Linked DNA regions of Homo sapiens: region 1 is linked to region 2. Evidence: read pairs that join two places in POLR2A ChIA-PET (ENCODE). Cell type or tissue: OCI-LY7. All regions are shown on one strand. Links, peaks and the distances in the headings refer to the core of each region. The heading gives the core; the rest is flanking DNA. Region 1 overlaps LOC124903148 (a long non-coding RNA gene). Region 2 overlaps B3GLCT (beta 3-glucosyltransferase).

Region 1 (2,921 bases), core at 106-2,605, 51 kb after region 2:
ACACTTCTACTGGCCGTTGGTTCATGTCTGCAAAACTGGCTTCAGTTACCTCCTTCCTAAGAGTTAGTCATGCACAACACAGCTGATGTTGGTCAACTGACTTTGAACACTGAAGGTAGTTAAAAGATGGAAAAGTGCCTGGTTAGAGATAGATGTGGCAGGTTTAGAAAGAAAACTTAAGGTGGGTATATTTTCAAAGGAGTTGATTGGTATGCCTTCTATTCATATAAGTATACAAAGACAGGGAACTCGCTCTGTCTCCCAGGCTGGAGTGCAGTGGTGTGATCCTAGCTCACCGCAGCCTTGGACTCTTGGGCTCAAACAATCCTTCTGCTTCAGCCTCCCAAGTAGCTGGAACTACAGGTGTGTGCCACCACACCCAGCTACTTTTTAAATTTTTTGTAAAGAAGGGGCCTCACTGTGTTGTCCAGGCTGGTCTCTAATCTTGCCTCAAGCGATCCCCTGGCCTCTTCTTCCTAAGGTGCTGAGATTACAGGGGTGAGCCACTGCATCTGGTGTCTATTCCTACTAGATTTTAATTGAATATTTACTATAGAGCTGTATGGGTAATACTGTGTCAGGTAACATGAGAGGTCTAAAAGTAATCTAAGAACCATCCCTCTTGCCCTAAAAAACTTCCAACAGTTGAAACGATAAGACACATATGAAAAGTTAAATAATAAAAGGCTGTATACAACCACAATAAATGAAGTTGATTTGGGGGAGTATGCAGTGAGGTGTGGGGAGGCCAGGTGCCTTTGAAGGAGAAATGAAGCAGGTGGGGTAATAAAGTGATTTACAAGAAATTATGGCAGAAGAATGTTTTACAGGCAGAGGAGATGTTCTCCAGAAGACAGAAGAAACAGCAATATAAGCAAAATCAGAGATATGAGAGTGTTTTGTTGAGCATCAGACCTCACTGATAAGCTCTGAATTATTAGCATCACAGAGAGGGAGGAAGAGACAGGAGGTGACATTAGAAAGCTTGGACCAGATCACAAAAAATCAAAAAAATTCATGCCAAGGATTTAACTTGTTGACAATGGGGCTTCATCTAAGCTTTTAAGTGGGGAAATGTCACACAACTTATAAGATAGGCATTTTTTATAAAAAAATTAAAAATAATTTAAAGTAATCAAAAGAAAGGAAAACATGACAAAATGAGGCTGCTGCGGTGTTAGACATCAGTGTCCTTTTCATAGCTGAGAAGATCTCTATTCAATGCTGTTCAACATGCTAGGAAATACGATGGTAATGAAAACAGATAAGAAGTGCCCTTCACTGGGCTGTCTTTTTGGGGGTCCTGAATGTCTTCGGAGCAAGTGACCTAATGAGCTACAGAAGTCAGGAGACACAGAAACAGAAACATCAGTGTCAGGAGCTTTGAAGGGCCATGCAGAACTGGCAGGTATTATACAGCAGAGTGCAGAGCTAACACTGCCTGAGGCTGACACCTCAGTGCCCCCTCTTGGTCTCTTTTGCCCCTACTTCTAATCATTAGAGCCACAAAGTTCTCAGGGTTTACCCTCTGCAGCTTTCTCGCAACTTCCTGGAAATCTAGATAAAATACTGAGGTTAGAATGTCAGTGGCCACTCCAAACTCACCTGACAGATCACCGCAGAATAAGAACCGAAACCTGTGAGCTTTCCATAGTGTCATGAGGCCTTTGCCAGAGGTGTGAACTTCCGCCCGAGGGATTCTCCAGGAAACCTGAATTTCCAAATTCTGAACCTGCCTCTGTAGATTGCAGTGGTACTTTTCCCTCTTAACTTTAACCGACTTTGGAGTTCAACATCCTGTCTACCCCACCTTTGAGGCCCTTCTCCCTGTAAGCACTAGCTCTGTTAGCTGGGTTCTGCTGGCCTTCTGAAAAGGACAAAATGGGGGCCAGCAAGAAACTCGGCCAGGTCATGGTTGGCAACAGGTTGGGCCTCAGGACACTGGGAGGGGCAGGTTAGGAAACAAAATGACTAGAGGTGGTCAGGGGAGTCTCGGGGTTGGCCTGAGGGCCTGCTCTATAGAGGTTTGCTTTAATCACAGGCACAAAATTGACCAAATATATTTGTCATTGGTGACTACGGCAAGAGTATGTATGGGATGGGAGGCTGGAGAGACGCTCATTGTCACTCGTTGTATGAGGAATGGATAGGTATACATATTTTAGACTAAAAGGGGAAAGTTCGCCTCTAATTTCAAGCAGGAGCTTTTTATGTTAAAATGTAAACCTCATCCCCCACTTCCTGCCCTTTTTTTTTTTTTTGTCCAACAGAGTCTTTCTGAGTTTGTATTTAGCTGTTGAGATTAGTTTAAAAAACACCTCTCTGATGACCACAGCATGTAGGAAGAAGCTGGGTCCGAAAGAGAGAATGCAATTGCCAAAGAGAACACAGAAACAGGTGCAGCAGGCTTGGGCTGGCCTGAGAGGTCATTAGTGGCCACTGCAAACTTCACCAGCCCAAGTGGAGAGAGGCAGAGCTTCCCATGAATCCAACCAGGAAAATATTGCAGTTTAAAAAACACCTCTCTGATGACCACAGCATGTAGGAAGAAGCTGGGTCCAAAAGAGAGAATGCAATTGCCAAAGAGAACACAGAAACAGGCACAGCAGGCTTGGGCTGGCCTGAGAGGTCTTTAGTGGCCACTGCAAACTTCACCAGCCCAAGTGGAGAGAGGCAGAGCTTCCCATGAATCCAACAATGACAACATTGCACTCCGAGACTGTTCCTCCAGCACCCGCCTAGGCAAAGTCCAGGTCTCAGAAATAAGGACACCACCGCAAGAAGAGGACTCCCAGTGACAATCTACTCCATGGGACACGAGGAAGAGGATTGAAACCTAACTGGGATGTTTCCCTCCCAGCTCTGGCTAAGGCTTACCATCTATTTCATAGCATGGAAAAATTCCAGGCTCATAGCAGCAC
Region 2 (2,921 bases), core at 107-2,606:
CTTAAACTCCACTCCATGCTGTTGTCCACACTGTAGTCAAAGGGACCTTTCTAAAAGCAGATCTGGTCCTGTCTCCCCTCTGCTCAGAGGCCCTCAGTGGCTTCTCATTGTCTTTTCTCCAAGAGTGTGAACCTTTTTCTACTTTTGACATCTAAGACAAAGAGATGATCATTTAGATTTTAACAAGAGTCAAGTTGATCTGGGATGAGTCCTCAATTTAATCTTCTCTAGTTTGCCTGATTACCAGCCTCCCTGGGTGTTGCTGAGGCCACTGCTTTGGGCCCGAAAGCCCAAGAAAAGTTTTGTCTTCTACCCACTTACCAGGCCCAGTTTGCCGCTGAAAGCTGCCATGGCTGTCTTGCTACTCCCCTAGCAAGGATTTTTCTCTCTAGAAATTCATTCATCTAGGCTTCGTGTCATTCACCTCTCTTCAATTTCATAATTACATATGATTTTCCTGTTATTTGAATATTTTTATTTGAGTGTTACCATGGCATGAAAGTCTTTTGCATCTTCTGATATCCTAACTGGCAGTAGAACTTCTCCCATTGCCTTTAGGATCAAGTCTGCACTCCAAGGCTTATAAGACCTCTCATGATCTTGGCAGATGCTGTTTTACCTTTCTAGCCTCATCCATCTACACCCTTATCTTAAAGAACTCTTGCTGAACTTGTTTCAGTTTCTCTGAAGCACTATTTTTTTCCTCTCCTCCCAAGATACGACATTCGCTGGTCTCTGCATACCATTGTTTCCCCAACTTTCTGCCTGTCTAGTTCCTCCTTGTTCTTTTGGACTCACCATAGCTATCACCATTTACTCTTGAATGCCTTTAGCCCAATCTAGCCTCTCAAATCTGGGTTTAATGCATTTCTAATGTACTTTCATAGCATATTATGCAAACCATTATCATTTAATTGCCTATTTACTTTTCTATTTTCCACTTAAATTATGCATTATTTGAAGGCAACACCTGTGTGTTTCATTTCTCGTTATTTCCTCGCTTCTTAGCATAGGGACTCATGTTTTTCAAGGTACAGTGAATAAATGAATAAACAAATCCATGAACACAAGGCACTGATCTTTATATAGCTAACATTGACCAATGTGATGTTCTGTCTTTAATAGCGCTTTTACAAAGATGCAGGAACATTCGTCATGAGATTGTCTCTTACATCAACCTTTGATAAAAGCTGTAAGACATAATGTTGAATAGTTTCTCTAGTATTACAGCAGAATTTTCTGATGCTCTAGCTTGAGAACCAATATGCCTTTTAACAGCAAGTCAGAATCAGTGGCTTGTAAAACCAATTCATGGACCATGACTAGCATTTTAAATTAATGAACTATTGAGTGGAATAGAATAAAATGGAAAATATCAGAGTGCATTCCATGTCATAAGGGTAAGTATTGTTTGTGACATTTTTGTTTCAGCTTTATACATACCCATGCACACTCACACATGAAACATATAAATGGTTGCAATGTGAAATTAATTTCTTGTTTTCTGATGGCGGGTCACAGTCCAGTAAGTTTTTGAAAACCACTACCTTAAACCATCCATCTTAGGTAAGGATGTTTTGACAGAGCCGAGTCAGACATGTAGGTTCCTGTGGTTTCTGTGTAGGTATTTTGCGTTGTTTGGAGCATGAGACCTTTGTACTATTTGAATCCAAGTGTCTGTTTTTCACTTTGTTGCTTACTCCATGAAAGTTTTGGTACTTGGAGAAAATAAATTGAATGACCATTTTTTTTTTATTATTTCAACAGGCTTTTGAGGGGCAGGAGGTGTTTGGTTATATGAATGAGTTCTTTAGTGGTGATTTCTGATATTTTGGTGCACCTGTCACCCAAGTAGTGTACGCTGTGTCCAGTGTGTAGTCTTTTATCCCTCATCCCCACCCCTCTTCCGAGTTCCCAAAGTTCATTGTATCATTCTTATGCCTTTGCATCCTCATAACTTAGCTCCTACTTATAGGTGAGAACATGTGATGTTTTGACCATTTCTTTTTGAAAATACTTATTTACATATGTGCATTTAGGTAGGAAGCTGTGCTTAGGCTATCTATCATCAGCCTTTTTGGCAGCCTTGGGAGCAAATGACTACACCAGAATAAGATGTTGGGCAATGTCCTCGGAAGAGGCCGCAGGCAGTGTTACCCAGAGAGACTGCCATGACCTATTTATTGGCTGAAGGCCAGGAAGGGCAGGCATGTTTCTCATGCATGTTCCCTTCCTACATCGTCTTGATCTGCACTGTGTTCTTGGGCAAGTCCCAGACTCCCATTTCAGTTTTTCTTATTTTAAACATTTGTATATTGTATATTGAAGGAAATAAAATAATCCTGTAGCCTTTCAACATCTTTTTAATGTTTAATAGTTGGTGGCCAGAGCAGACAAGTGTTCTTTCCCACGATGATATGACTGGTAGTTTTCCATTTTGGGGAGCAACCTTATTTGGAAAGAACTCATCAGCATGCTAATAAACAAGTGTTATTAACGGCTCATATTCACTTAGTTTATGCAAATAATTAATGTAAGACTGTGTGAGTAGGCAAAAGTATAAAATAATTACATATTAAAATTTCATGCTCACGTTTCATCTTCCTATAAAGTTAGTTTTTCAGAGAGCGGATCAAAAAAATGAAAGTCTTTCTCATTTTTTCTCATTTTACTAGATGCTGACAAAAGAAAAAAAGCATTTTTACTATTTACTGTCAACACATCTTCTCATGTGTGCTCTTTTCCCGGAGTCAGTAGCTTGAGCCCAACGTGGCCGATTGGGTGTAGGAGTTCCACTCAGCCACAAAAAATGTGGCCAGGGAGGTTTCACTGTGGACAGCAGGCTTTCTAAGAGAAAGGCAATTTATGGTGGGTTTTCAGACTTGCAGTTTTCCTTTCTCTGTAGTTGACAGGAACTTTCT

Evidence for each region. ChIA-PET counts read pairs that join two places held together with the same protein. Peaks named below come from ENCODE experiments on the same cell type or tissue, not always from the same donor. Only the 100,000 strongest peaks of a DNase experiment are listed, where the experiment ranks them.
Region 1: POLR2A ChIA-PET joins it to region 2 with 10 read pairs; 3 of 35 experiments call an interaction of 5 or more read pairs at or near these places.

The regions. Positions count from the first base shown.
Region 1 is chr13:31,371,190-31,374,110 of GRCh38, forward strand. LOC124903148 (a long non-coding RNA gene) reads right to left here. Exons shown (of 3, transcript XR_007063745.1): 1 at 1,606-2,921; 2 at 1-109. Among named protein-coding and RNA genes, the nearest start is that of B3GLCT, 170 kb to the left of the region's middle. In OCI-LY7, for the core only: a CTCF peak has its summit at 1,483 (motif pointing left); a DNase peak (open chromatin) is centred at 1,472.
Region 2 is chr13:31,320,095-31,323,015 of GRCh38, forward strand. All of the region lies in intron 13 of B3GLCT (beta 3-glucosyltransferase), which reads left to right. Among named protein-coding and RNA genes, the nearest start is that of B3GLCT, 120 kb to the left of the region's middle. In OCI-LY7, for the core only: no CTCF peak of the experiment used is centred there; DNase peaks (open chromatin) are centred at 707, 1,027, 1,577 and 2,097; H3K4me3 peaks cover 2,465 bases; H3K27ac peaks cover 2,500 bases.